2 separate regions of the Homo sapiens genome follow, and region 2 is linked to region 1. A link is a loop called in an ENCODE intact Hi-C map of the cell type or tissue named here. Cell type or tissue: heart right ventricle. All regions are shown on one strand. Links, peaks and the distances in the headings refer to the core of each region. The heading gives the core; the rest is flanking DNA. Region 1 overlaps VIT (vitrin). Region 2 overlaps HEATR5B (HEAT repeat containing 5B).

Evidence for each region. Peaks named below come from ENCODE experiments on the same cell type or tissue, not always from the same donor. Only the 100,000 strongest peaks of a DNase experiment are listed, where the experiment ranks them.
Region 2: a loop joins it to region 1, with 6 times the contacts of the local background. A loop is called at or near these places in 57 of 110 quality-filtered maps.

The regions. Positions count from the first base shown.
Region 1 is chr2:36,776,618-36,792,264 of GRCh38, reverse strand. It overlaps VIT (vitrin), which reads right to left. Exons shown (of 16, transcript NM_053276.4): 10 at 10,494-10,538; 11 at 8,863-8,925; 12 at 4,989-5,136. The region is part of intron 1 of LOC124905990 (a long non-coding RNA gene); the gene reads left to right. Among named protein-coding and RNA genes, the nearest start is that of VIT, 88 kb to the right of the region's middle. In heart right ventricle, for the core only: a CTCF peak has its summit at 6,885 (motif pointing right); DNase peaks (open chromatin) are centred at 6,894 and 8,978.
Region 2 is chr2:36,997,356-37,013,002 of GRCh38, reverse strand. HEATR5B (HEAT repeat containing 5B) reads left to right here. Exons shown (of 36, transcript NM_019024.3): 28 at 4,155-4,392; 29 at 5,699-5,953; 30 at 7,244-7,371; 31 at 9,317-9,461; 32 at 10,431-10,697; 33 at 12,190-12,417. Among named protein-coding and RNA genes, the nearest start is that of STRN, 39 kb to the right of the region's middle. RefSeq lists a silencer at 9,913-10,079. In heart right ventricle, for the core only: a CTCF peak has its summit at 7,811; no DNase peak of the experiment used is centred there; H3K27ac peaks cover 4,524 bases.

The sequences.
Region 1 (15,647 bases), core at 4,272-9,271:
TGGCATGGTGGGGTCTTGGCAAGGGGCACTAGGCCCTGGAAAATCAGGCCAGGCAGGTGACGGGGAGCTGTTCTGAGATCTTGAGAATTACAGATTAAAATACCAAGCTCTGGGTCTCATCCCCTTGCCAGATTCTGGTTTAATAGGTCTGAGGCAGGACCCAGGCATCAGCATTTTAAAAAGCTCCCCAGGTAATGCCAACGTGAAGTCAAGGCCCAGACAGCCCCTTCCTGCTCTGAAGTCTGAGGGTGGGTGCTGTAATTCACCTCTGCCAGCCCCCATCCCAGCTGCATTTCATGCCCCAGCCCCTCCCACTCCCTTTTTTTTTGGCTGCAGACTCAGAGAATGAGACAGAGTGGTCCTCGTTGCCAGTTGTATTAGCTTCCTATTGCTGTTGTAACAAATGATCATAAACTTGGTGGCTTAAACAACACAAACTTAGTTGAGAGTTCCGGAGGTCCCAAGTCCGACGTGGGTCTCCATGGCTGAAACCAAGGTGTGGCCAGAGCTGTGCCCCTCTCTAGAGGCTCCAGGGAGAATCTGTTTCCTGGTGTTTCCCAGCTTCTAGAGGATGCCTGCACTTCTTGCTCATGTCCCTTTCCTCCATCTTCAAAGCTAGCAATGTCACATCTCTCTGACTATGCTTCCATCGTCACACCTCCCTTTGAATGACAATAGCTGGGAAAGCTTCTCCACTTCTAAGGACACGTGTGGCTACACTGCAACATCCCTATAATCCGGGAGAACCCCCCCATCTCAGAGTTGTTAACTTTAATCACATCTGCAAAGTCCCTTCTGCTGTGTGAGGTAAAACATTCACGGTTTCCAGGGATTTGGACATTGACAACTTCGGGGTCATTATTTTGCCTAACATACCAGACACGGCATTTTGCTTCTTCCCCTCAACTCTGACTGTCCTGCATTAGGTGGCTCAGCCGACCTATGGAAGCTGCTCTGCCCAGCTGAATGCATGACCACGAGTCTTCAGTCCACGGGCTGAGGTTGGGTGGGCTGAGAAGTGAGAAGACTGAGGAGATGCGGCCAAGTCAGAGCCACTCACTAAACCACAGGACAGCTATTATAGACTCATGAGCAAGGAAAAGTCTATTTGATTTTCAAATGAAGAAAAAACCAACAGTTCCCTTCATCCCACAACTGTTTCCAATTTTGATATCCTAGGGTTGATTACAAAGAACGTGTGCAATTATGTTCCATTTATACTGAGATGGGGGCCTGAAATGAAAGTGTAGTGAAGGTCTGGAGGACTGTTAGCACCTGTGGGTCCGGGATGCAGCTGAAATGCAAGGTGTTTGGCCACGTTACTAGAGTTCACCTAATGGCTTGCCTGGCTGTTCTTTCATTGACTCTTTCCGTGTTCCTGTTGGTATTAGGTGCAATTATAAGCCTTTTGGTTGTATAATTTGAACTTAGAATTCATGTGCAAGACAGGGGCTTGATCCTTGGCCTTTTGTCCACACACGATGTCTCAGTCTTCAGGAGGTGAAAAGTAGCAATTACCAGACTCTTTCCTGGCAGATGAGCGAAATCTCTGCTTTCACGACAATTTTGTTTGACATTTTAGGGATTAACTCAAGACTAATATTTGTCCTCTGCCCCAGTCATGCATTTAGCTGTGTGTTCTTGGGAAAGTCAGTCAACCTCTCTGACTCTGTATCAAAAGCTGCCTCTATTCCTGGAGGCGTGTGATGAGTGTGGTAGGAATGCTGTGGTTGCTGACAGGTTAACGTGATTGTGAGTTATGGGTCCCGCAGGTGGAGAACATGGGAGAGGGTGCTTGCCCAGTTCCATGGTGGTTAAAACTTCTGTTGGGCCCAGACCAGAGGTAGGATCTCAGCCAGTGCAAAGTGAAGTTATGAAGGATCAGAAACCAAGAGCCCGGCAGAGGATGCTGGTCAGCTGAGAGAAGATCAGAATGGAGAGGCAGAGAGGTGTAGAGATGCAGGCAGAGGAGGGGAAGGGGATGGCCAATGTCTCATCAGTCCTGTGAACACTTTCCTTTCCACGAATCTCCCTTCACCTGGGCTACCTGGAGTGGTTTTCTGTTCCGTGTACCCAAAACGTCTTTGAGTAGGAGATTGAGGAGTCAAGATGTGTTGCATTTTGTAAATGAGACCATTTTTATAGGTCTTATATTTTTCTTTGCCTTTTTCCCAGTTAATATTTAGTATGAGTCTTTTAACTTCTAAATTTGTCTTTCAAGTTCTAAATTTATAAGTCTAAATTCTGACTCAGCTCTCCTAAGGAAACCCAAGGAAGGAATCTTCCAGGAAGCTGTGTGGACCAGGGGCAGTGGTAACAGAGGGGAGAAGGGAGGGAAGGAGCAGTTCTGAGCTCCGGAGTCCTCCTCCCTTGGCCAGGTGCTTCTCAACTTGAGTCTCTCCTTCCAGTGCTAGTTCTTGATGAGGCGGTCATTTGTTTGTAGGGCCTCATTTCCTCACTACAACACAAAGAGGTAGAATCAGGTGCTCTCAAGGCCTCAGCCTGTGATTCCAAGAGTGCAGGGATGATTTTAAGGGGGAGCAAAGAGGGCGTTAGAATCTGGTGAGAACCCAAATCACCAGGATGCCCCACTTCCTTCCTCTGTGTGCTCTCATGCATACAGCGGGGATTGAAGGGGACCATCCAGGAGAGGAAGCTGGGCAAGTGAAACCAACAGCAGTTTCTGCTGAATAAATGTGTCTCCCCCTCAGCCTCATCATACCCTTCTCGGGCCGCCCTCTCATTTGTTTTGTTTCCCACGCTCCACGGATGGTTGTATCACCGCTGTGCAACACATCAATTCGTCATTGATCACCCCACCTCCTTGGGACCCTGAGACTGAAAGGAAGGGAAAGGCAGTTATCTGGTCTGTTAGTCCCACATTCATTTACTGGATGTCTTCTGAATACAGAGCTGGTCACTGAATTACAGGACGCCAGGGCTGGCAGAGCCCTAATAAATCATCTAGTCTGACCCTCTTGCTATGCAGATGGCAGCACTTACAAGGAGAGGTTAAGTGACTGGCTTAAGGTCACACAGAGGAGCTGAGGCCCGAATTCAGATCACCTGTCAGCGGTGCATTGCGCTTTCCACTCCACCCTGCTGCTGGGGGAGGGCGAAGATGATAGATTAGCTTATGTGAGCATAAAACAGTGGAAAACACACACATTTCCCTAAGTGCTCCAAATTAATAAGAACCCCGTGAAAAAGGCAGACACAAGGGATTTTTTAGATAGTAAAACTGAAAAGCATGGGGGTAAACTCTTGCTTGTGAATGGCGATCACATTGGGAGTATGTGGGGAAAATGTTTTGGGGGAAGGCGTCTTTATTCTTCTTCCTTCCCTGCAACATTTGTTCTCTAATCCATGCTCTCATCAGCAACACTATTCTCACGCCATTTTTCTTTTCCCTGACATATTTATCATCTTATTTTCATATTATACTATAAAGCTTGCTATATACAAGCTTTTAAAGCAGCTATTTTTAATGCAAGATAACACATCAAGCTTTGAGCCTCCCAGTAAAACTGACTAAGGACATTTGGCATTAAAACGCGTATGTTTCCTCTCTAGTAAAACCTGTCATCCATTGGCTATCTGTAAAAAGTAACACAGGAATGAAAAAGGGTTGGCATTTTGAAACCAGAAAATACCCCCTAAAACCGCACTTTTCTTATTTCAACTCAAAAACTTCAAGATAGATCCCCTGAGCTTGAGAGGTGACATTTGCAGCAATGGGTTATTTTTATCTAATTGAGTGTGACTACATACAAGTGCCAGTTAACTCATCTATTAATTTTTCCTGACAGGAATAGAAGGTAGTATCAAATGTGTTATCGGAATTAAATTCTAAAAACACAAATGTAGGTTCTTATGAAAATAAAGCATTTTATTTATTTCTCTTGACAACTCAAAAATTAATATTGATCTCTTTGATAGAGCAAACTTTGTTAAAATAAAACCTCTGAAGGCGCTGGAGACCCCGCGGGTGTTGTCAGGTATGGATAGTTTTTCTTTTCAGGAGGGTGAGTAAGCTGTGACCGCACTTCTAAGCAATAGGCACCAAAGGTTATGATGGTTTCCACTTCCGTCACCCCTTCCACACCCACTGGTCCTTTGTAGAAGGCATGATACCCATCCTGCCCTCAATGATTCTTGGTCAAAAGGCTACCTATTTAAGATGTGTGTATAAATTTAAGATTATGCACGCTTGTTCTTTTGATTGTTTATTATCAATATCTATGTATCTGTTTCAGTGAGAAACCTATTCATATCTGAAATAAGAGTGATTTATTACCGCCAAATGAAAGATTGAGACTGGATGTCAACACGAGCCCTCCATTTCTATCCTAAGTATAATAATAGAGCAGGTTGGCGAAAGTCATCTAGGTGCTCAGCTGACTGATGGGGGCCGTCTCTCTTCCCACCCATTCTTCTCCATTGCCTGGTGAGTTTTTCCAGTACCAGTGCAGGGGCCTAAGGTTATTTGGAGAAAAGAGAAGATACAACCTAAAGCACCATGTTCTCTAGGCGTCTAACCTATAGGTGGATAGGTTGTAGCACAGGGTGGAGTCCCTCAAACAAATGCTGTAATAGGGTTGAAAGCAGATCCAACCTTCATGATCTACAGATGAGGAAACTGACAATCAGAGAGGCGAAGGCCTAGCCCAAGGCCACAGAGCTGGTTATTGGCTAAGTTAACACTCACACGCATCTCTCCTGTTTTCCAGACAAATAAATATTCTTGAGTGCAAATGCCATCTACTTACAAGTGTTTTTTAATCTGTCCCTTCCTTCAGGAAGTCTCAGATTTCTTAAAGGCATCTGGATTCCTTCAGTTTTTTCATTTACATTTGCATTAGGGAAGAGAACAAATCTGTGCTCAAGGACATGTTGGTAATATTTGTGGCATAAAATTAAGCACGTGGCATAAAATTAAGCACATGGCATGACTTCCTTTCTGGATTCAGAACATTAACTGCACTTACCCATACTGGACAACACCCATCAGTGGACCGGCAGGGCCAATGTCAAGAGCTTGGGCAACATCAGCCAGGAGCTGCTTCTGGATTCGGAATCGCCGTTTGCCAATGCTGGTGCTCCCATCAATTAAAAACGACAAGTCAATTTTGCAGTCTGCGGAACGGAAAAAGACTCTATTATTCTCATGATCTCTCACTGCATTTACCTGGGCATCCTCTTGTTCCTCTTTCTCCATCAGAGCCCCCTGAGAAATGAAAAGAAAGGGAAAAAGAGGTAGGAAGATGCAGGGTATATTTATTTACATCCCACAGGGGTTTCCCTGAGCACCAGGGTCTTGGACACTTAGGCTAGTCCTTATTTCCATAACTGTTTAAAACTCTATGTATCTGCCACAATTATGGGTTTCAGAAGCAGCGACGTCCTAGCCAAGCTAGGGAAGGCTGTCAATGGTTTCCTAGGCTAAGATCTTGTAAGTGCAGACTCCCCGTTGTGAGAATTCATCAAGACTGAGTCGCAAGAGCGTGTGGCTTTTTGCTCTCATCCTAACTTTTTAGAAACCAGTGTTGGATTTTTATAAGGTGTGAGAGATCTGCAAGGCCAGCACTGAGGGAGGGCAGGAATTATAGAATAAGAAATTGATATCAATCTTCTCCTTCATTTCCCTGGGCGAGGGAACCAAAGAAATTATCTACATATATGTATAGGATGTCAGCCCTTGTTCGTAGCTATCCGAGATTTTTTTTCTTTCTTTCTTTTAGTTGTGATGAGGACCAGGATAGTTATTCTGCCTTAGGATCTCTGGATCTCTGTGGATATATGAAGGTTATAAGAGAGGTAAAGGGATGGATGGGCTGCAAGCTCTTTTCACCCTTTCAAACATCAAAAGGAACTAGTGAAAAGCCACACAGGCTAATGGAAATTAGTGTTTCCTTTGCGGTAGACAGGAATGATATCATCTCAGTATAAAACTGACTATTCAGTGCTGATCAGAGGTTCTTATTGGGAGCTATAGATCCCTTTGATTAGTAAAAAGTGAAAAATAAATTATTTAACAGTTGCAATTTAGAAGACAAAAATGTTTCAAAACAGAGCTCCATATAGGAAAAAAAAAAAAGAGTGAGTAAAGTTGGAAATTTCTAGGCTGGTGTATCCGAGAGGACACTGGGGCACTGCCCATTGTGGGTGGGGAGCAGCGGCCAGACGGACCTGCACCTCTCTAATCTGCACACAACCACCCATGTTCTCCACGGTGCATTGTTGCCACAGAGCTGGAGTCTTCCCATTCTTCAGGAGGAGAAGCTCTGTAGGTGGAGAGGGTTGTTGCTGGTTTTAAAAAATTGTTTTAAAGATGAAAGCAATAAATGAACATGAGTTGACAAAGTTTTGAGCAGAAGAATTGATGAGAAATATTTATTGCTGAGTGCTACTGCAGAACTGTGATTAGGAGAAAAGTTATACCTGAGAATGTGTTTTATTATCTTGCAGTGTTGCATGGCAATCAAAACCAGGGAAGTAGGAGATGAGAGGGACCCGTCTGGCACTGGCTGACTTCACTCCATCTAGAATCAGGGCACCTGTTTGTACCTTGGCTCAGTAGCAAATCTCAAAAGAAAAGCTTTTACCTCCTGTCTGCCTGGGCGTTCAGTGCCTACCAATTCATCCTTTTCAACTGGCTTCCCTTGTCCTTTGCTGTCCCCAAACTGCCTATACCCAAGCATGATCTTGAGATGAAGAATGAAAGAGGCAAATAAAGTCCAGAAGCAGAGTTGAAAAATGCCACTAAAACCTGGGGTAAAGGAAAGGAGAAGCAGCATGTGATTCTCATATGCAGCTTATCATGTTGTGGATTCCCAAGCAAGGCCAACTCATTTTTTTTTTCTGGCGGGGCTTGCAGTGTGAATTGTTGCCAGCAGGTGGCAGTGGAGTTCTTCAGGGTTTGCCGCCTACTAGCACCTACAGTTTGCTAGACTCTCAGGCTCCACCCAAACCTATAGAGACAGACGTGCATTTTAACAAGATCCCCAGGTGATTCCTGTGCACAGTAAAGTTGGAGAAGTAATCCTGAGGTGGAGTTTCCCTTCCAGATGTCAGCAGATTAGTTCAATATACCTTTTGGAATAAAGTATTTTTGGGAACAAGTGTTAATTAGAGTAAGGGCCAGAGGGGATTTTCTTTTTACATGAATAAAGTACATGGATATTGTAGCATCTATTTTGATTCCTCACAGGCAGTTTTTCTCCTTATTTCTTACATCTGGAATTGTTTTCAGGATTAACGTATTCATCTTATAGTTAGGTCTTAAGAAGGTGAGCTGTTTCTCTATTTGCTTAATTCTCTTTACTCACTGGCCTGATGGCTGATACCACGGTTACTTTTGCTCCTCTTTTAAATGACAATGGTTCCAGCTCAGGGCATGTTTTGACTGAGACCCATGACTTTCTTATATAGAGGTGAAAACATTCTGATCTGAAGATGCCAGCATCAGTGCTAACAGGTAGAATTGGGTTATACAATGTTCAGTGTGAGCAATTTATTATGGCTAAAGAAGAGATCAGAGGTTGAAAGTCAAGGAAGAGAAAGTAAGATATAGTATCTATGGGAATCACTCTATCAATGTATTTAATTGCTGTAGTTTCCTTCAACATGGTACCATTTTATAGACTAATGCTTTGTGTTGTCCAATACATCAGGCCAGTGTTTCTTAACTCTGGATACATACCACAGTCATGTACATATCAGGGTTGCTAATGCAGCTTCAACAAATGAAGACTCCTGGGATTCACTCTGTAAAGTGCTTCTCAAGGGTAAATGTGCAAAGGAATCAATCACTGTAGAACCAGCAGGTCTGTGTTTCTAACAAGCTCCCTGGTGATGCTGATGCTGATTCTGCTGGTCTCCAGACCACACTTTGGGTAGCAAGGTCTAGGGAGAACCTGATACAGTAGGTATGAGGCAGGAAGATGGGCATCTTTAATAATGTCTTCAGGTGATTCTCATATGCAGCAAGGTTGAGCCTCACTGTCCATTGGTGGCTGACTAGTAGTGACTTTCTAGCGGAATATGCAGGTGCTTTCTTTCCATACCTTGCAGGCTACTACTATGTCTTTCTCATTTTCCTTGTTTTTCTCTGGTTCTTCCTTTCTGATATCCTCAGGTGGTTTCTCCTCCACCTAGTGTTGTTCTCCAGGCTTAAGTCTTCTGTATCTTCTTACTTTACTGTGTCTCCCTAAGTCACATTTTCTGTTCTCATAGCCTCGGTTTCGAACCATAGCTCATTGTCTTACAACTCTAAATTTCTGATTGGGCTGTTCCTTCTGAATGTCAGACCTGGGTAGTCTTCTCTCTACCAGATCAAATGTCTCGAAGAAAATGATAGACATAAACCTGCTTCATCCCCAGTGTTCCTCATTGTAGTACCATTTACCTAGTCGCTCAACTCATCTTTAACTTCTCCCTCTCTCGAACCTCCACCTTCCATCTTATAGATTCTCCCTTCTCTGTATCTCTTGAATATGCCCATTTATCTTCATTTCCACTTCCAACTCCGAGTTCTGGCCACCATCATTTGCAGTAGACCATTGCCCCTGCTAACCTGCCCGTCTCCTCCTTTCATCCTTCCTTGTCTTTCCGTTCCATCCCATTCTTCACCCTGTTGCCATAGTGATGTTAAAACATTTTGATCCTCTCCCCCTCATGCACATAGACAGTTTATATCCTTCAAAAGCTTCCCTTTCCCCTTAGAACAAGGTGTCAGAAGAGAGGAGATAAATAGATCCACGGTAGGAGAGAGGCAGGTTTGAGTGGGAGTGAGTGGGAAGAGAGGAGAGAGCAGTTCAGATGTCAAAGACACCGTGGGTTTCTAGTTGTCAATTAACTTACTTGGATCTCCCAGGGATACTGGCTCCAAAGACTGTGTGCTCAATTCTTCTTTTGGAACAAGTCCTGGAAAGAGCAGTAAAACTTTTGGTGACTTACAAGGAAAGGAAGCAGCTGGCCTTACCCCATGGGAGGGGACATAATGGATATTCACACCCAGCTTGGGGGCTTGGCTTAAAGCTAACTGTGCTTTTTTTCACATCACCCCCATCCTGAGAAAAATAATAAATTAATATTTACTTACAGCCTATCAAAAACATAGTACTCTGCTGGGGGATTTGAAATCAGGAGACTTGAGTTCTGTTCTTGTTAATTTATTCTTTATTCTGAGCCTTAGTTTTGTCATCTGAAAGCGTTAAGCACTTGGCCATTGTAAATTATGTCTCTGTAAAATTCTGAAAATCTTGAGCCACAGAATGTGTCTTGCTCGAATAAACCTCCACCGTGCCAAGATCATGTAGGTCCTCAGTCAACATTTGGTGATTGACACAATGAACGAAGATGAGTAAGGCACAAGAAGGACAATCTAATGAGGATTGGATGTGGACTGGAGGAAGACAGTTTATTTAAAAGTAACTCACATAAGAGGGCTTAAAATGCAACTCCTCCCTCCCAGGTGTTTGAGACTAGAAGTAGAGATTCAAAAAGGTTTCATGCTCTCAGAAGCTGTGTGTGTGAGTTGCATTTCAGCCTTGGGGAAGGGGGTGTCTTTAGAGCCATGTACATGGGAGCCAAGTTCATAAATATACCATTTAAAGAAATAAAGACAATAAAAGCGAATCCTTTTAGGCTTGGTAACACGAATGGGCTTCCCAGGCAGAGCACGCTTGCAGCACTGGAAGTGAGTCTCCCCGTTTTCAGGAGGCCCGGAAGTTCCGGGATTCCCCGGAGTGGAGGAAGGTGCGGGGGTCTTCGCTCGCGCTTGGCTGCAGTGAGCTTTCTACTGGCTTGTTATTTTTTCCAGTTTGCAAAGCACATGATTTCATCCTTCCGTTAAAGGTCAGCTAGCTCATCCCACTTCCTCACATCATTTTAAACATTCACTTTGGGTGGCTAACAGCATTTCTCAGCCAGGAGCCTGTCGTGGAAACGCCCCAAGACTCTGCGTTGGAGGAAGGGGAGAAGTACAAGTCCAGAGGCGGAGTCCTCTCCTTCACCTCCTTCTTCCCCTACCAGTACAATCTTCCCTCCCATGAAGAGCTGGAAGGTCTTGTGTGTTGGAGTTTCAAATATTTAATGCAGTACGCAGCAAACAACACCCATTCTCGTGAAGGGAAAACCTGAAAGCCATTTTGCAAAGGAGGAAGTGGAGTTGGAGGAAGTTAAAGTGTGCTGCCAGATAGAGTCAGGGTCCAAACCCATTTTGAGGGTGGGAAACTAGCTCCCTTCTGGCTTTTTGTCTTCACGTTTCCTCTCTCCCTTTTGTTATCCAATATTGCCCCTTACCCCAGGCCTCCCTAGGGAGGGAGTTTCAATGTGCCCTTTGTAGGACCCTTAAATCAGAGGCGGGAGCCATTAGAAATCCTAGGCTAGTGGAGCTCGGCCGCTATGCCAGCTGGATTATTAGACTCTTAGTTCTGCTATCCTGCGCATCTTGATCCACGCGTGGCTGAGAGGTTGGGCTGTATAATTACCTTCATCTAAAAGGACCGATCCAGGTTTCCATGAGTCCATCTCTCCTGATTTTCAAAATTGAAAAGAAACAAACTTGTTACTTAAACCAAACCAGCAGAAACTCTTGAGTGAATTGCCGGGATGATAAGGTTTCCCAATTGTGTCTGAAAGTTCAATAAAGGAACAGAGGGCCAGAATTTTGGATGAAGCAACCTGAAATCTGTATGATTTTTTAAAATCTGAAGCTCTTAAAGTCAAAGGCATAAACATCTTTACCAATTTCTTTTTCATTATGCACCAAGAATCTTGGAATAATGGGAATCCTTGGATTCAAAAGGAACTAAAAATTCATCCACTCCAAACCACCTCCCAATCTGTTTTTGCAACATCCCTGGCCTGTGAGTGGCTGGCTAGTGCTTGATACCTCCAGAGACAGGGGATTCATTACATATTCAACCAAAGTAGTAGATTCCTTCTTGCACTGTTGAGACTGAATCTTTTGCCCTAAATCCTTTCCCATCTATCCATACATCCACACTTATTAAGCACTCACTATATGCCTAATATCGTTCTAGGTACATTTGTCCCACCTGTTTGAATTCCCTTCCTTGGAACTACACTGAACAAATATGGCCCCTTCAGAGATCAGGCAATCCGCTTATTTCCCGAGATTCTGCTTCTCACTGTGTGACTCAAGCAGAATAAAGGAAAGTAGCACCTGGACCTGTATGCAGTAAGATGTTTAATGGCCTTCAACCACAAACTGGTGCTAATGAAGTAGAAGGGGTGGAGGGGAGGAGGAGAGTCTTACTCAATAATCTCTGATCTTTTTTGGAAAATCATGGCTGAGAGGGGCTCAGGGACAGCACAAATGTGTCAGGAAGCCTTATAACACACAAATGGCTGTTTCCCTTTCTTTCTGCCCCTCTCCCTCCTTTCCTCTCTTTTCCATGTCTCCCCTCCCTCCCTCCATCCCACCCTCCCTCCTTCTCTATTTTAGCTCAGAAAGTTGAGAGCATGATCAACTGTTTTATTTCTTAAAGGCTATCAGCTTTTCTGCCAGCTGAAATTACTAACACACTGAAAAAAGGGTGATATTTTTCTTTATGTGATGAAGATGCCAGACAGTTTTGAAAGGCAATCTGTTACTGCACATTCTGGTTTAATGGTGAGACCTGAGTTTAATCTAGTTCGGTCATTAACCAGGTGTGTGACCTTGAGCTAGTCACATACCCTTTGTGAGCCTTAATTTCTTTGTAAGTAATATAAGCAGATTGGGCAAGATAGTCTCCGCATTCAAGATATTTATGACTTGCTTAAACATTCTGATCAAGAACATCCTGCTTCTTTAGCCTTATTACTTTATCGCCACCTACTGGTGAAAATATGCACTTTACCCTTTTCCTAAAAAAATGTGCTGCTGGCTTCCCTCACTTTTTGCCCAAGGCTTGCTTGCTTTCTTTTTCCTTCTTCCGATGCACTCTTGAATGTCAGGAAGATTAGGATGCTGGGTGCTCTATTACTTTATCAAGAGATAAACAGTCCCCCAACATCAGGGATTTCCAAGCCTCTTGCTCCTGTCCTAGAAGCCTGTCCTTATATTCATGCCACTTTCGGTTTGTTTGGGACAAGTTTGAACCAAATTACATTCATCCAAAAGCCAAAGGCTGAAAAATATTTGGACAGCTGAGACTTGGTGTTTTTTGGACTCAGTAGTAATGAGAAGTAAATTTGTGAGAACATTTGTATTCTGGCGTCAAGGAGGAACAGGGTGGTATCAAGAAAAGACATCAGAAGCCCATCCTGGGTCAACCAAAGACCAACTGGGAGCCTGGGGGGCTCACTTACTTTCTTTCCAGGTTTGCCTCCAGTTTTTTGCAGTGTAGGGTTGTCATAAAGACTTTCCCTACACTGTCACATGGAGGAGACTTGAAGGAGGTAAATGTGTATAAAATCACTCTGAGAAGTGTAAGTCACTCTTAGAAAACCAGGGAATTATTTTTGTGTTTTTGTGACAATTCTTGCTTGGTCATCTCATAGATACAGTCAGGTCTAAAAGAAGTGTTGGTTCTAATACTGCATGTCCTCACTTACAAGTGGGAGCTGAATGATGAGAACACATGGTGGGGAACAGCACGTACTGGGGCCTGTTGGAGGGTTGGGAGGTGGGAGGAGGGAGAGCATCAGGAAGAATAGCTAATGGATGCTGGGTTTAATACCTAGGTGATCGGATGATCTGTATAGAAAACCACCATGGCACCCATTTACTTATGTAACAAACCTGCACCTTTGGCACATGTACCCCTGAGCTTAGAATACAAGTTGGAAATTAAAAAAACAAAGGTATATTGGTTCTGAATGATTTCTGGGGTAAAAATGTAGAAGCCATTGGTGTTTATGGAGAGCTTGCTTAGTGTCAGGCACTGACTGAGCACTTTCTACGTATTAAGTCACAATCATCCAGTGAGTTAGGTGCAGCTATGATCCCATTTTACAGGTGAGGAAACTCATGCACAGGGAGTGGCAGAACAGAACTTTAAGCCCATGCGGGCAGGCTCCAAAGCCTACCCCTAACCACCATCTGTTTATCACACACTAGGAGTCATCATCGCTTCAGCACCTCGGGGTACTTGGTTAGGGCACTGAAGAGCTGGGCCTGGCCCAGCCACCTGCAACTCATGCTAATGTAGTCAAGTCTTCAAAAGGGCCCAGAAGCATGCCTGCTCCTAAGACTGTGGTGTGATCTTGGTGCTGGTTCCAGCTCCTTCTGTTCCATCTAGAAGTCACCAACACGGGACCCAAGCAAGAGCTGCAAACATGGCCCTTTGGGCTCTCAAATTTTATAAGACAGAAGCCCGAGTGTCCCTTCAGCTCCCTCGTTTCTTCCCAGTGACTCCCCTGGGGTGTAGTCTTTAGGAGGAAGTGGCTCTGAAAGGCAGCAGGCATCTGGACCAGCAGAATTTCTAGGCTTCCCTTCCCTTCACCTGGCTTCATGTCCCAAGGGCTGCACTTTCCCTGGAGAGCTGCTTCTTGCTGTACCGAAGTGGGGAGCACTAAGAGGGTGGGCTGTTGCAGCTGTGCCCAGGGTGTCGCCATGCTGGTAGCGCATCACACAAGGACTCTCAGAGAAGGCTGAGGACAGTCTGGGGTCCTGGGCGTAAGCCATCATGCCAACAAAGCGTCGACAGTCCCAGGTTTATAAATGGGCTACCATCCAAGGCTCGGTGTGGGGTATTTTTTGGGAAACCTGGCAGCCTTTTCTCTTGGAAACATTAACTCCATGGTTAGGTTTCCAGACCAGTGAAGCTTCTTTGACTCAAACACAGCTCATGGTACCAAGAAGCCAACCAGCATAAGGATGGTTCTGAGGAAAAGCCACCAGGTTTTAACTTGAATTATCAGGAGCCCACCACCCCTGCCTCCTCCATACAGCAGGAGTAGCCTGCCCCAACTCCCAGAACCGTGGTAGGAGGGGTAAAGGCTGGCAGTGGGGGACGCAGTGTGTAGGAGGCAGTGGTGTTGCTGATGACTCTGGAGTAGGAGAGTGTGGGGCCTGTGAAGGCAAAAGCCCCAGCAGCATAATTCTAGAATTTGAAAATACTTGATTCGTGTTTGTAGCTCTAATGCACAGGACAGTATCTGACATACAGTATGCTCAGTACATTTTTTAAAAATTAAATAACAGATCCCCTTCATATGAGAGCTTCAGCTTAAATGGGGGGTGCATGAATTTATATCTGTGGCTGAAGGCATAGTGGGAGAGAGTGGCAGGAATCACTCATGGGTGACACCTGGTGTCCTGTAGAAAGGAGGATGACAGCATCATCAGGTCCACATGTAACTGCTTGTGTCTGGGTTGATCTAAACACAAAGGAGGTGTTTAGTGCGGATCGCAGGATTCGGTTGCCCCATGTGATATATTTTTATCAGTAAAGGGAATGGAGACAGGTGGCACGTTTATCCATTTTCCAGATGACACAAAGATTACAAGGATGTTAACACATTCAATGACAGAACGAATACTCAGGAAGATTGCAGCCGACTAAACGAAGGAAGGATTTAATAGAGATATGTGATTTTCCAGTGTGGGCTTCAAAAACTCGATTGTGTCTAGACAGGATTGAGGTGACCTGCTTCTACAGAGGTATATGATAAAAAATCCCAGCGACTTTAGGTATTGCAAGCTCAGTAGGAGATGAGCCAGTGGTGAGACAAGCCTTACCCCAAATGGAAGTTGGGGTGTTTTAGTGGGAGCAGAGTATTGAGGACTAGAGAGGCAATTGCCTGGCACACTACCCTGGCAGCACTGTGTTCTGCTCGGGGTGCCCTGGTGTATGAATTATTAATAGTCTACAGCATAGTTAGAGGGTGTACTGCCAAGTCCAGCAAAGACCTATTGGAGGGATTAAAGAGATATCCTGGAAAAGATGAGATATAAAAAAAGACATGAAGTCTAGCTTCATGTATTTGAAAGGCTCTCAAATTTAAGGCACTCTCAAAGGTTCTCAGCCTTCTTATGCTCTCAGAAATTGTCAAAGACCCCAAAGACCTTTAGTTTGTACGAGTTATATCTATTAATTTTTATCATTTAGAAATTACAACTGTGCACTTTCTCATTTGAAACAGAATACTGACAATTTGTTTAACTATTAATTTACTTTATTTTTACTTATTTTATTTTATTATTTAATTTTAATTTTTTTGAGACAGAGTCTCGCTCTGTCGCCCAGGCTGGAGTGCAGTGGCGTGATCTCGGCTCACTGCAAGCTCCGCCTCCTGGGTTCATGCCATTCTCCTGCCTCAGCCTCCCAAGTAGCTGGGACTACAGGCGCCCGCCACCACGCCTGGCTAATTTTTTGTGTTTTTAGTAGAGACGGAGTTTCACCGTGTTAGCCGGGATGGTCTCGATCTCCTGACCTCGTGATCTGCCCTCCTTGGCCTCCCAAAGTGCTGGGATACAGGTGTGAGCCACCGCGCCAGGCCATTTTATTTTTTTTGAGATGGAGTCTCACTCTGTGACCTAGGTTGGAGTGCAGTGGCGCCATCTCAGCTTACTGCACCCTCGGCCTCCCAGGTTTAAGTGATTCTCCTGCCTCAGCCTCCCGAGTAACTGGGATTACAGGCACGCACCACCGGCTCATTGTTGTATTTTTAATAGAGACGGGGTCTCACTA
Region 2 (15,647 bases), core at 4,791-9,790, 220 kb before region 1:
GATATATTACGTTTGCTGAGCAAGACAAACTGGTAAACAAGTAGATGTACCAAAGGGTAAGGAGCATTATCACAGGAGAAATACAAAGTTACAAAGTGTTTTGGAACACATAGCAGAGGCAGTTACAATAGGCTGGAGGCTCAGAAGTAGCCTTTTTGGAGAAAGTGATGTTTACATTGAAACATGGAGGATAGGAGGAGGTATCAGTTAGGCATGAGAGTGAGGAGGAGACTGTGTGAAGCTCAGTGCTGTCTACTCTTCTTCTTTGTGTCTTCAGCACCTTCCTCTGTACATCCTCTAAAACTGCGCCCTAGGCCAGGCGTGGTGGCTCACACCTGTAATCCCAGCACTTTGGGAGGCCGAGGCAGGCGGATCACCTGAGGTCAGGAGTTCGAGACCAGCCTGGCCAATATGGTGAAACACTGTCTCTGCTAAAAATACAAAATTACCCTGGCATGGTGGTGCATGCCTGTAATCCCAGCTACTTGGGAGGCTGAGGCAGGAGAATCACTTGAACCCGGGAGGCAGAGATTGCAGTGAGCCAAGATCACGCCATTGCACTGCAGCCTGGGCAACAAGAGCGAGACTCTTGTCTCAAAAAAAAAAAATTTAATTAATTAAAAAACTGCACACATTATTTTCAGGAATATTTAAGGATATGCACAAAGGTTCTGCTACAAGGGTATTTGTTATGGTGTTATTATTCACAAAAAAGTGGAAATAACCTAAATGTATTTCTTGATCTTGAAAGATGATGATATTAAGTGACTAGAAAATTGGGGTAGAAATTATACACACACGCACGCACACATTAGGTAAAAAACTGAGCGTGTTTATATAACTGTTTAGACTGGTAACAGCATTGTATCTGAGTAGTAGCATTATGTGTAGTTTTAATTTTCTTCATTTTGCTTATGCTTCTGATTGTCCTTTTTTGTGTAATATCTATAAGAAAAATAAGCCTAAAAATTTATTTTAAAATAGGTCTGAAAGATATATTCTCATATATTGCAGGTAGCAATATAAAATATAGAACCTTTTTAGAAAGCATTTGGCAGTGTCTATTCAGAGTCATAAAAATATTTGTAAACACTGACCCAGTGATTCCATTTCTGGGCCTGTAGTCTAGTGAAAAATATCCAAAATATGGAAAAGAGGTAAGTTTACAAAAATGTTTACTTGCAACACTATTTATAATGTGAAGAAATGAATATCTTTTGTCTTCGAAAGCTGTATTTCATCTTTCTAGGATTCCCAATGCTAAGTAAAGAATTAGAAGTAAATATAAAATTTCAACTGTAGGAAAACTGGTAGATACATTGTGGGTCATCCACTGTAAGTCATTAAAATAATGGTTATGAAAACTGGTATTCACATGGGAAAACCCTATGACATGTTTATCAGTAAAACTAAATACAGAATCTCTGTACATCAAAATTATAACTTACAAAGATAGAATATGAAAACCCAGAAATTGAGGTTATGAGTCATTTTTAACTCTTATTTTTCCAACTTTTTATAGCATAATTATTAAAATAAAATTATAAGTCGAGGAAAAATGCATACATAGACCGTAAAGTCTTACAGTGACACCCTTGCTTCCCCATTGCCTGCAGAGTAAAAACTTCAGCTACTTCCAGCTTATAACCTGTGCTCCGTCTATATGAGAAATTTGCATACTTAGATTACCATGCAGTTTCCTGTTTTTGTGCTCTTGCTCTGGCTGTTCCCTCTGCCTGTAAGCTCCCTTTCCATCTCTGCCTATGAGCAAGTCAACTTTTGTCCTTAAAAACGGTCTCACCTTTCTCACACTCCCAAGGCTAAGATTCGTTTATCTGTGATGTTCCCTGAGATTCATTCACTCATTGCATAAACTGCCGAGTGTTCATTAGGTACCAGACACTGTCTGTGCACTGGGTAGAGTGTACTAGAAGATAAAGCATTAAAAAGATTATCTTTGTAGAAGATAAATAATTAAAGCCAAATCTTTAAAAGTTTCTTCTCTTAAGCACCTTTTTACTTCCCTCTCATTGTAATATTAGCCTGTGAATTCATGGAAAGCAAAAACTATGTATTATTTGTTTTTTTTTTTTGCTTCCAGTCCTAGAACAATAACAAATTCAAGGCAAAAGGTGCCTACCTAGTAAGGATTTGATGAATGAATGGCTGGATATACTTAAGAGTGCTTATTGTGACATTTTCTTAAAAATGTTAGTGGCTGGGCACTTGGGGAGGCTGAGAAGGATGGATCACCTGCGGTCAGGAGTTTGAGACCAGCCTGGCCAACGTGGAGAAACCCTGTCTCTACTAAAAATACAAAAATTAGTCAGGCTTGCTGGTGTGTGCCTGTAATCCCAGCTACCCTGGACCCTGAGACAGGAGAATCACTTGAACCCGGGAGGTGGAGATTGCAGTGAGCTGTGATCGCACCACTGCACTCCAGCCTGGGTTACAGATCGAGACTCCCATCTCAAAAAAAAAAACAGTGTAATAACAAATTTAGGGGGGAAACAAGCATGTACTCACTAGAAGATATGACAGTAATATATTCATAACTTGAGATCCAAAGTCCCTATTTTAGAATTTAGTCAATTGCTGTATATTTTCTCTGTGCTGTAAGTCTGCTTGGTGTGGGAATAGGGGTAAGACACAGTGCTTCTCATCAAGAAGCTTGCAGTGTACCTATACAGATACCATACTTAGGCTTTCTCGTTAGGTACAATGGATGTAACACTGTGGAGGGAAGACAGTTTTCTCGAGATTTTTATCTAGAGCAATTCTTTTCTTGCTTGCTGTCATTCCTTTCTTTTTTTGTTTTCTCATTAATACGTTATTCAGCTTTGTATGTGCCAGTAGCCAAAGCCTAAATGTATTACAAAACAAAGGAAAATAAATATGATTCAATAAAGAAGAATCTTTGAAATTATATTTTAGGAAAGTTGCTTTTATGTCTTTTTGGCTCACAAACTAGAGAGAAAGGATACAGGTAATGTATGTGACTAGCAGATTATATTAGCCAGGCTATCTGTTGTAAATGCTAGATTGCAAAATATCATTTAAGGTCTGTGTAAGAAGGAGTTTAGAAGGATATTTATGGAAATCCTTTCTGATGTCTCTTTTTGCCTCTCAGCTGCTTACTTTGAATGCCTGGTTGTCTAATAAGTCTAGGAAGGTGGAGGCAGAAACAGAGTTATACCCTGTGGCAAAAAAAAAAAAAAAAAAGTGGAGGCGGGGGGTGCTTTGTAAAGTAGAATGAGGGAAGCCAGAAAAAACTCTGAGAAGGCTACTCAAGGAACATGCCATCAGAGGAATAGTCAGAAGTCAGATCAGTTTTTTTAGAAAAATGTCTCCAAGGCAAATGGAATTATTCTTTTGTGTTTATCAGGAAATCATGGAGTTGTATATACTTTTTTTTTTCTTTTTTTGAGACAGGATCTCAAATCTGGTGCCCAGGCTGGAATGCAGTGGCACGATCATAGCTCACTGGAACCTTGAACTCCTGGGCTTAAGCGATCCTTCTGCCTTAGCCTCCCAAGTAGCTGGGGCTACAGGCATGTGCCACCATGCCTGGCTAGCATTTTTGTTATTTTTTGTAGAGATAGGGTCTTGCTATATTACCCAGGCTGGTCTTGACCTCCTGGCTTCAAGTGATTCCCAGCTTCTCAAAGTGCTGGGATTACAGGCATGAGCCACTGCACCTGATCAAAGTATATACTTTCTTCTTTTTTTTTTTTTTTTTTTTTTTTGAGACAGAGTCTCACTTTGTCACCAGGCTGGAGTGCAGCAGCGCGATCTCGGCTCACTGCAACCTCCGCCTCCCTGGTTCAAGCGATTCCCCTGCCTCAGCCTCTGGAGTAGCTAGGACTACAGGTGCCTGCCACCATGCCCGGCTAATTTTTGTATTTTTCGTAGAGACAGGGTTTCACTATGTTGGCCAGGATGGTCTCAATCTCTTGACCTCATGATCTACCCGCCTTGGCCTCCCAAAGTCCTGGGATTACAGGTGTGAGCCACCGCACCCAGCCAAAGTGTATACTTTCTAATATCTATACCCAGTTATCTTTGATGATTTAACTGTATTTTTATAATAACGTAAAATATCTTATTTTTTTATCTTATGCCTTACTATTTTGTCCTCATAAATATCATATTAGGTATATGTGGTCGCTATGAATATTAAAAAGGAAGCAGAGTCAAAACCAAAAAGAGCAATTAAAAATACTGACGATGATGATGACGACTGTGGTACCATCGATGAACTGCCACCAGATAGTTTAATAACACTGGTACAACCTGAACTACCAACACTCAGTCGCCTGTGGTTAGCAGCATTAAAAGATTATGCACTCTTGACTTTACCAGCCGAATTTTCTAGTCAGCTTCCTCCAGATGGTGAGTATTACATTCTGAGTTTTACTTTTATGGAGTTCAAAGTAGTAGTTAAACAAAATAGAGACGGTATAGACTAGCAACAACAGTTGCTATAGTAACAGTTTAAATTTCTGTGGCTTAAGTTTGATGTTGTCTCAGTTAGAATATGTACTCTATATTGAATTTGTAGATAGAAGATATAGAGCTTTTTTGTTGGCTGAAGCAAACATATTAGCAAGCACTGTTACAATAATAGCTGTATGAGCTAGGGTATTCTAAATAGCTATGGGTAACAAGTCATTATGCATAACCATAGATGTATATTGCTGTACTGTTCAATGTTTGTATTTTCATATTCTATTTCAGATTCCTAGTGTGCCAATAAATTATGTTCCTAAAGTGCTTTGCAAATTGTACTTTAGTTTTCTTATCAAAATCAGTGTAGAAATCGTCAACATTTTTTTCTGTTTAGAAAGTGTGTTATTAGTTCCTACTTGAAGAACCCATTCTCCTTCCTATATATTAATGATAAGAATAATGGAGTTCCCCCGCCCCCTTTTTTCCTTCCTTAATCCATCATAACAGCAAGGAGTGATGAGGAAGTCCTCAGTGTTAGTAGAGGAAACAACAGGAGGTGGAGAGGAATAGCAGAAGAAGAAAGAAACAGAGGGAAGAAACAGAGTTCCCTGGTTGTGATAGAAAGAGAAGATGATAGGGTTTTAGGAGCCACTGGCAACAATGAAGAGGTAAATTCTGTGACAACAGGGTAAGAAAAGGTAAGAATACTTAGTGACATCAGCAGTAGCAGAGGAAAGGCTGGAAAACTAGCATCAGTGAGGAAGAGACAGGTATTCCAGTTCATCAGCTACAGAAAAGGGGTTACTTTTGGTGGCTTTATAAAGAGGAGAAGCCCTTTGGCTAGATTTCTCTTTTGTATGTAACAGGTATTTTTGTTAGTGGTTCATAAATGAGCGAACATGTATAATAGTAATATTTTGGCCGGGTGCAGTGGCACATGCCTGTAATCCCAGCACTTTGGGAGGCTGAGGCGGGTGGATTGAGAGTTTGAGACCAGCCTGGCCAGCATGGTGAAACCCCATTTCTACTAAAAATACAAAAAATTAGCTGGGCATTGCGGCGCATGTCTGTAGTCCCAGCTTCTGAGGAGGCTGAGGCAGGAGAATTGCTTGAACCCAGCAGGAGGAGGTTGCAGTGAGCCAAGATCGCACCATTGCACTCCAGCCTGGGCGACAGAACGAGACTTGGTCTCAAAAAAAAAAAAAAAAAAAAAAAAGTAATGTTTTTAATTGATTTGATTGCTTTACAGGTGGAGCATTTTATACCCCTGAAACTATTGATACAGCTAGACTTCACTATCGGAATTCCTGGGCCCCAATTCTCCATGCGGTGGCACTTTGGTTAAATAGCACAGGATTTACGTGCTCAGAGTCTACAGAAGCAGCAGCAATATCTGGTTTACAAAAACGTTCTACATCTGTCAATTTAAACCAGGCATCAGGAGCAGTGGGTAGTGCTAAATCTTTGCCAGAAATTAACAAAGACAGAATGCATCTGATTTTAGGTAGGTCTGTCATATTAATATATTTCAAGATTATCACTTCTGAAAATTCATATCTTTCATTTTAAAGCTATGGAAAGATTTTGTACAGTATAGCACAGTTCAGAGAAGGAAAAGTGAAAGGATTTTTCACCTCACCTTATAAATTGTTAATTGAATTTTTAACCTAGAAATTAAATTATTAAAAACTACTGAAACTACTTAACTGTCATGCTCATTCACACAGCAATATCGAACAATTTTCAGTAAAAAAACGTAATATGTTTTTTATTCAACAACAGGTTTTCTTTTTACTTGGCACTTAACCAATTATCCCATTAAGAAAAAAATGTTTAAGAAGATTTCAGTGAATCCTAATGTAAAATTGCTTTATAAATGCTTTTTTGTTTCTTGTTTTTTTGTTTTTTGTTTGAGACAGAGTTTCACTCTTGTTGCCCAGGCTGGAGTGCAGTGGCGCAATCTCGGTTCACCGCAACCTCCGCCTCCTGGGTTCAAGCGATTCTCCTGCCTCAGCCTCCCAAGTAGCTGGGATTATGGGCATGCGCCACCACGCCCGGGTAATTTTGTATTTTTAGTAGAGGTGGGGTTTCTCCATGTTGGTCAGGCTGGTCTCGAACTCCTGACCTCAGGTGATCCACCCACCTCGGCTGGGTGCTGAGATTACAGGTATGAGCCACTGCACCCAGCTATAGATGCTTTTTTAACATTTAAGAATTTATACATGGTAATGAAGCTTTTAGTGATCTTATGTTTTCTGGGAGTGAAAAGGAACACAATAAGGTGTAATTATCGGATTCATCAGTAGATCTGGTAAGTGAAAATGTGAAAAACTTCCAAAACAATGACTTTACCCCTATGTAAATTAAAAGCAGTTGTTTACTATGATACCCATTGTGCCTCTATAACTTGCCATTTAAAAACTTTGTATGCATGAAAAATTATTTGGCTACCATTTAATGAAAAACAATTTTATAATGTTTGTAAATTTATTTTCTTAATGTATTATTTTAAAAGTCCTAGAAATAAAAACTTAATATCTTCATAATCAACCTGATGGCATGGGAATTCCTTCTTTCACACATAGCTAATTTGAATATTAACCTAATTGCAAAACTACAACCTTATGTTGAGTTTGGCTGTTTAACTTGGAAACCATTTTGAAGTCTACTTTAAGGTATTAATAAATACATGTTAAGGTAATCTGTAAAAACATAAATAGAGAAGAAATATGGGATCAAACAACATAAAGTGTTTTATAAGTGAAAAAACATGTTTTTATTTTGTGCATTTCAGGTGTGAGTATACAGTTTCTTTGTTCCCCTAGACCTGAGGAGCCCATTGAACATGTTACAGCATGCCTGCAGGCCTTACATACCTTGCTAGACTCCCCTTATGCTCGAGTCCATATTGCAGAAGATCAGGTACAGTGTATTGCTATGATAGATACTTGTGTGGTTTTTTTTTGAGTATTGCTTTACAATGGAAAAAAGGATGGATTTTTTTTCTGTATTGGATCCTATTTTAACATGATATGAATACACTGACTCCCTGTATTTATTCACCCAGTTACTTTTACTCTGTGCCTGGTCTGCCTCAAACGTGGTTTGAGGTTATAGATAGTGAAAGCAGTTTCACTGTGCCTGAATTAGGAGATAGGTACAGTGTGGTAAGTGCTATTTTAGTGCATGTAAAGCTGCAATTAGAATAGAGAGGAGGAGCCCGATGTTGTGATAGGAAAGCAAAGGATGGTTTCTCAGAGTGGGCAATGGTTGAATCAAATCTTCAAGAGGAATTAGTGAGGCAACACATGCGGGACGGGTTTTCCTCTCAGAAAGAATAGCAAATACGAACACTAGGAGGCATGAGAGAACACGGCAAGTTCAAGGGCATAGCCATTTACTATGGCCGATATGAATGGAACATGAGGTTGTTAGATGAGGCTGGACAACAAGGTGAAGACCAAATCATGAAGGTTTCTTGATGACATGTAAAAGAGTTTGAACCCTATCCTGAAAGTGATAGGGAATCATTAAAAATGTTTAAGTAGAGGAATGATGTAACTAACTTTATATTTCAGAAGGATCATTCTGTCAGCCCGTAGAGGTAGGTTGGTTTGTAAGAGATGGGAAGGGAGACAGGGAGGCCAGTTCTGAGGCTTTTTTCATAATTCCAGAGAAATGATAACACTAGCCTAGGAAGGCTGAATAAAGGAAGAAGAAAGAGGACCAAGATTGGAAGCTTGAGGATAAATAGCATTTAAAAATTGAGAAGAAGGAAATAAATCAACAGTGGAAACTGCTAGAGAAGTTTCAGGAGAACCAAAAGAGAACAGAGTTATCAAAGACAAGGGAGGAGTTTCAAGAAGGGTAGACAGAGTCTCAAAAGAAAGAATCGAGTAAATAAGCACAGAAATGAGTCTAGAGGAGGCTATTGGTGACCTCCCGCAGAGGATTGTTTGAGGTGACCAGTAGCCAGATAGTAGAAGATTGAGGAGTGAATAAGAGAGTAAAGGAAGTGGAAGCATCTAGGCTGGGAAAGGAAGGAGCCAGATACATAGAGGAGGACATAGGGTAGATAAAAGGATCTGGAGGCTTTGGGAATAGTGCAGGGGGGACATGTGATAAGAAAGACTTGAGCATTGTCATTATACTGACAAGAGTAGCCTAACTAGAGAGAGAAGTTGAAAACATACGAGATATGATCAGAGTCCTTGAAGAATCCCTAGGAAGTCAAATAGGTTAGGATAGGAGCACATAAGGAAAGATTAACCTCAGATTAAGCCTCACATAAGAGGCTGAACACATGATCTTAAGGAAAGAGGTAAAGGTGGCTTTGGTTGCAGTTAAGTCTTTTCCCCCTCTTTGAAATTTCATTTAGGTTCATTGGATGGATTTGGTATGGAAGATTGTGAGTAAGAAGCTTAAAGTGGGTGGCAAAAGTTTGTAGTAGTTGCTGAAGTGAATAGAAGAGGAACTCACCAGAGATTTCTACAATCTGTGGTAGGCAGAGGTTGTAGAAATTCTTGGATATTCAGCTCAGGTTAGAAATTATAAATTTTAGCAGCACTGGACTCTACAATACTATTTAGCTCAATTATTTCCTTCCAATAGGAGAATGATCATCTCTGAATATAAAGCACATTTAAATATGTAAATAATAAATCATTTGTTGCTTGAAAATACATAGGAGTAAAATGTGACCATTTCTCAAGATTTTTACAATGTTCTTATTTGTTACGTAGTCCTATATTTTAATTTTAGCTACCTGATTTCTTTTTTTACATAGGTATTTTCTCAGATTTTAACAATATAAAGTTATTCTTTGAGATTGAAATTACTTAACTGTATTTGTATTTATTTGTATTAGCTGATAGGTGTTGAGTTGCTGAGTGTTTTGCACCGCCTTCTATTGACCTGGAATCCATCATCTGTCCAGCTGTTGGTTACTGGAGTTGTACAACAGATAGTAAGAGCTGCTCAGGATTATTTGCAAGAGAAAAGAAACACTCTAAGTAAGCACTAGAAATTACACTAACTTGAAGTAAATCTTATTTTATACTCTAATTTTTAAAATATTAACGCCAGGACATATTTCTATAGTTCTTATTTTATTTTTTAGAGGCAGGGTCTCATTCGGTCACCCAAGCTGGAGCGCAATGATGTGATTATAGTTCAGTGTAGTCTGTAACTCCTGGGCTTAGGATCCTCCTGCCTTAGCCTTCTGAGTAGCTGAGACTATAGGCACACTCCACCAAGCCCAGCTAATTTTTTTTTTTTTTTTTTTTTTTTTTTTGCGGGCGGGACAGTCTTACTCTCAAGAGCCCAGGCTGGAGTGCAGTGGTGCAATCTCGGCTTACTGCAGCCTCAAACTCCCAGGATCAGGTGATCTTCCCACCTCAGCCTCCAGAGTACCTGGGTTTACAGACACACTCCACAATGCCCAGCTAATTTTTGTATTTTTAGTGGAGACAGGGTTTTGCCATGTTAGGCTGGTCTCGAACTCCTGAGCCCAAGTGATCCGTCCATCTCAGCATCCCAAAGTGCTGAGATTACACGTTTGAGCCACGGCACCTGGCCAGAAGTTATTAATTAAAAAAAGAATTAATCATACATTTAGAAGATTTGAAATTGATTTTATTTTCATTAGAAAGGACCAAATGAAATTGCTGAGAGTCGACTATTTTTCACCTTTTGTCAATTTCATCTGGTTCAACCTAACATGTGTTATTCCTATTACAAAATATATACCCAATAAAAATACCTGATAAAGATTTTCCAAGTGAAAAATGAACTGTCTGTTACCTTTAAGGACAGATCAATGCACAGAATTCTAGGGAGGCAGAGAATTATACAGAGAAGGACGTGTGACATTATTTGACATTTGCTTATAAATTCTTTTGAAGGAATTTCCTAAATATACTTGTGTTGTTTTACATACTTTTTTTTGGCTGGAAATTTCACCAAATTATCTTTTACCTCAGATGAAGATGATATGGAAAAAGAGGCCTGTACCGTATTGGGAGAAGGAGGTGACAGCGGTGGTCTCATTCCTGGAAAATCTCTTGTGTTTGCAACTATGGAGCTGCTGATGTTCATTTTAGTACGGCATATGCCACATCTCAGTACCAAGGTGTCAGACTCTCCAAGTCACATAGCCACTAAAACTCGACTATCAGAAGAAAGTGCTCGTTTGGTGGCAGCCACAGTTACCATACTCTCTGATTTACCATCCCTTTGTTCACCCGCTGGTACGGTATTGATCAGTATTTGGAAATGCATTATATTACAGTAGACAAAGATGAGCTTGCCTTTGATTTTAAGCACTGTTATAACCCAGTTTCCTCTTAAATCTCAAGTGAAAAATAAGAAGCTGGTCTTTTTTTAAGGTTTTGTCTACCTTTAGGAGCCTATGAAGATTAAAGATTCAAAAAGTCACAAACCTAAGGTGCTCTTTTCAGATGTGTTTCAAATAAGACATGGAACTACAGGTTGAGGAAAGACAGTGTCAGCAGATAGACATAAAGTGGAATAACTAAACTCTGTTTTCCAGTCTGGTTGCCACTCTTGAGTGACACTGAAAAACTCAAGGCCAGGTGCGGTGGCTCATGCCTATAATCCCAGCACTTTGGGAGGCTGAGGCAGGTGGATCACCTGAGCTCAGGAGTTCCTGACCAGCCTGACCAACATGGTGAAATGCCATCTCTACTAAAAATGCAAAAATATTAGCTGGGCCTGGTGGCGTATGCCCTGTAATCCCAGCTACTCAGGAAGCTGAGGCAGGAGAATCACTTGAACCCGGGAGGCAGAGGCTGCAGTGAGCCGAGATCACGCCATTGCACTGCAGCCTCAGCGACAGAGCAAGACTCTCAAAAAAAAAAAAGAAAGAAAAAGAAAAACTCTGAAGAATGTCAGAGGAGACTTTTTTTTTTTAAGCTCATCAGCTGTTGTTAATGTTAGTGTATTTTATGTGTGGCTCAAGACAATTCCTCTTCCAGTGAGGCTCAGGGAAGCCAAAAGATTAGACATTCCTGATCTGGAAGGTAAAAATGGTATCAGATAAAGAGATAAATTTCAGCTCAACTCACGGAAGACCTTTCTACCTCTTAGAGTTACCCTACATATGTGAAAATAATGAATTCTCCATATTTGGAGTTTTGCAAGCAGAGGCTACAATGGCTGCAGGTCAGAGTGGTGAAGGTATTTTTTCCTTTTGTGGGAGGTTGAATTTTCATGACCTAGAATTTTCAGTTACAAATTCTAGGATTATTTCATTTCTTCTTTCCTTGCCCCAGTAGTCCTTTTACTTTCCTGGTCTGATTAGGTTGACTTTAGTAGACTGAGGATTGATTACATGTTTTACAAGTGCTATAAAACTCATGAAGTTACTCAGATGCTTCCCACAGTATCTGGTGTGGTTTTTTCCTGTTTTTCTGTCTTCCTTTTTCGTTTTCATTACACAGGGCATGAAATATTAAATAGGTGAAGTATTAGAAGTAATAAAAATAAGGCTAGCTGGAAAAAGAAAGAAAATACCAATTCTGTCTTTGAAATAATATGACACTTTCTTATTTTCTTTTTCAAACATTGAATTATAGTAGTAGTAATACAGTAAATTTTGTATAAAGACAAGGAAAAAAACAATATTAAACCACAATCAAATGCAAAAAATACAAGCAATGAAAACAACTATAATATGGGAACTGAATAGTTATGAGGTGATCTGATTTGTTTTTCTTTCAGGATGTATGACAATCCTGCCCACAATTCTGTTCTTAATTGCAAGAATATTGAAAGACACAGCAATAAAGTCTGCAGATAATCAGGTTCCTCCACCAGTCAGTGCAGCTCTTCAAGGGATTAAAAGTATTGTGACACTTTCAATGGCCAAAACTGAGGCTGGCGTTCAAAAACAGTGGACAGCTCTGATTCGTAGCACGCTTGCTTGCATCCTGGAATATTCTCAACCAGGTAACCTATCAGTTTTAAACGTTTTAGTTAGTTAGGATATGTGTTCCCTAAGTAATGAATTAGTTGAATAAGCTTATCAGAAAACTGCTGTATAACAATGAATCATCTCAGAGAGGTATGTTAGTCATATCTTTCAGATGTGAACTTTAATACTCTTTTCTGGATTGTTGACTCTAAATGCCCTTGTGTTAATAGTTATAAACATGTTGGGGCCAGGCGTGGTGGCCCACGTCTGTAATCCCAGCATTTTGGGAGGCCAAGGTGGGCAGATACCTGAGGTCAGGAGTTTGAGACCAGCCTGATTAACACGGTGAAACCCCATCTCTACTAAAAATACAGAATTAGCCGGGTATGGTGGCACGTGCCTGTAATCCCAGCTACTTGGGAGGCTGAGGCAGGAGAATTGCTTGAACCCGGGAGGTGGAGGTTGCGGTGAGCCAAGATCACACCACTGCACTCCAGGCTCGGCAAAAAACAGAGTTTTTTGAAACTCTGTCTCAAAAAAAATATATATATAAATATACTGGGAGGTTTTTTGTTTTTTGGGGTTTTTGTTTGTTTGTTTTGTTTTTTTGAGACAAAGTCTCGCTCCGTCACCCAGACTGTAGTGCAGTGGCGTGATCTCAGCCCACTGCAACCTCCGCCTCCCGGGTTCAAGTGATTCTTCTGCCTCAGCCTCCTGAGTAGCTGGGATTACAGATGCCTGCCAACACACCCGGTTAATTTTTGCGTTTTTAATAAAGACGTGGTTTCACCGTGTTGGTCAGGCTGGTCTCAAACTCCTGATCTCATGATCTGCCTGCCTTGGCCTCCCAAAGTTGCTAGCATTACAGACGTGAGCTACCGCACCCGGCCGGGAGGTTTTAAATATATACATGTATATCTCTCTCCAGAATTTTTTTTTTTTGAGACAGGGTCTCACTGTGTTGCCCAGTCTGGAGTTCACTGGCACGATCTCAGCTCACTGCAACCTTTGCCTCCCAGATTCAAGTGATTCTCATGCCTCAGCCTCCCAAGTAGCTGGGACTACAGGTGTGCGCAACCGTGCCTGGCTAACGTGTGTATTTTTTGGTAGAGACGGGGTTTCACCATGTTGGCCAGGCTGATCTCAAACTCCTGACCTCAAGTGATCTGCCTGCCTCAGCCTCACAGGTTGCTGAGATTACAGGCATGAGCCACTGTGCCCGGCCTCTCTCCAGAATTTACATGTGTTAATATATTTATGTTTTCTTCAAGTTGTTGTTTTACAATAAAAATAATAAAACAGGAGAGAAAATTGAAGTACCTGTCACTACTCCATTGTACCCCCACATGGAACTACATGTTGATATTATGTTTTTTCGGGTGTTTTTGTTTTTTTGTTTTTTGAGATGGCGTCTCGCTCTGTTGCCAAGGCTGGAGTGCAGTGGCGCAATCTTGGCTCACCACAGCCTCCGCCTCCCAGGTCCCAGTTCAAGCAATTCTCCTGCCTCAGCCTCCTGAGTAGCTGGGATTACAGGCACGCACCACCACGCCCAGCTAATTTTTGTATTTTTAGTAGAGACGGGGTTTCACCATGTTGGCCAGCCTGGTCTTGAACTCCTGACCTCGTGATCCTCCTGCCTCGGCCTCCCAAAGTGCTGGGATTACGGGTGTGAGCCACCACACTCGGCCTGATATTATGTTTTTTCTTAGAAATATCTATCTATATAAATAAGTATGTTTTCTATATGAGTATGTGTCAGTTATATTAAATATATATTTATATATGTGTTATATAGAGAGTAAGATAACTATGAGCAATATATATTTCTGTTTTAAAATTTACATAAATAATGTCATCTCATTCTGTGACTCAACAATAACTTTTTTTACATCTGTTAATGTGAATATATAAAACTCTCATTTAACTCCCATATAGTTTCTGTCATATGTTTTTATCAATTATTATTCATTTCCCTGTCAATGATATTTTTGTTGTTTCTAATTTATCCCAGTTAAAAAGATTGCTGCAATTAACATCCTTACAAATTTCTCATGCACGTGTGCTGTGAGAGATTTTCTAGGATGTACACCTAGAAGTAGAATCGATGGTACATTTCAATGTCATCAGACATTGCCAGATTGACCTCCAACATAGCTACATGAATTTACGCTCTCACCAGCAGAGCATGATAATCTGTATTTTCCCACATTCTCACCAGTATTTGATATTGTTAGACTTTTTAATTTTGCTGTGTTTGGTAAAATATACTGTCTTACGGTTTTAATTTGCATTACTCATTTTCTTAGTAAGCATTAACATTTTTCATGTCTATGTTTAATTTTTGGTGAAATGCTTACATTTTTGTGTTTTTCTTCTGATTGACTTTTTATTTCAAGGTTTATTTCTTTTGTAAAGAAAATATAAAATAACTGAAAACAAAGAATAGTAAAGAAGGATTTGTCATCTCACCTATTAAAACATTTCCACGTTATCTAAAACTGTGGAGTAGGCCCAAGAATCAGTGGAACAGAACAGATTGCTTTGAAACAGACATTCATCCATGTGAGAATGTAATATATGATAAAATATAATATATGATAAAAGCACATTGGTTAGCTGTTTGAGAAATAAATTTCATTTAGGCTCTTATATCATGAATCAAAACAAGTACCAGATAAAATAATAACATAAAATGTTTTAAACAGGAAAACAAAGAAAATATAGGTGAATGTTTTACGTTAGAATGGCAGAGGACTGGTCGGCGTGGTGGCTCACGCCTGTAATCCCAGGACTTTGGGAGGCCAAGGCGGGTGGATCATGAGGTCAGGAGATCGACACCATCCTAGCTAACACAGGGAAACCCCGTCTCTACTAAAGATACAAAAAATTAGCTGGGCGTGGTGGCGGGCGCCTGTAGTCCCAGCTGCTTGGGAGGCTGAGGCAGGAGAACGGCATGAACCTGGGTGGCAGAGGTTGCAGTGAGCCGAGATCGCGCCACTGCACTCCAGCCTGGGCTACAGAGCGAGACTCCGTCTCAAAAAAAAAAAAAAAAAGAATGGCAGAGGACTAACTGTAAGTCAAGGAAAGATGTCACAGAGGACAATTTTACTGTTTTGGTCTATATAGAAATTAGATGGGGTGTGGTGGCTCATGCCTATAATCCCAGCCCTTTGGGAGGCTGAGACAGGTAGATCGCTTGAGCAGAGGAGTTTGTGACCATTCTGGGCAATATAGTGAGACCCTGTCTCTACAAAATAAAAAATAA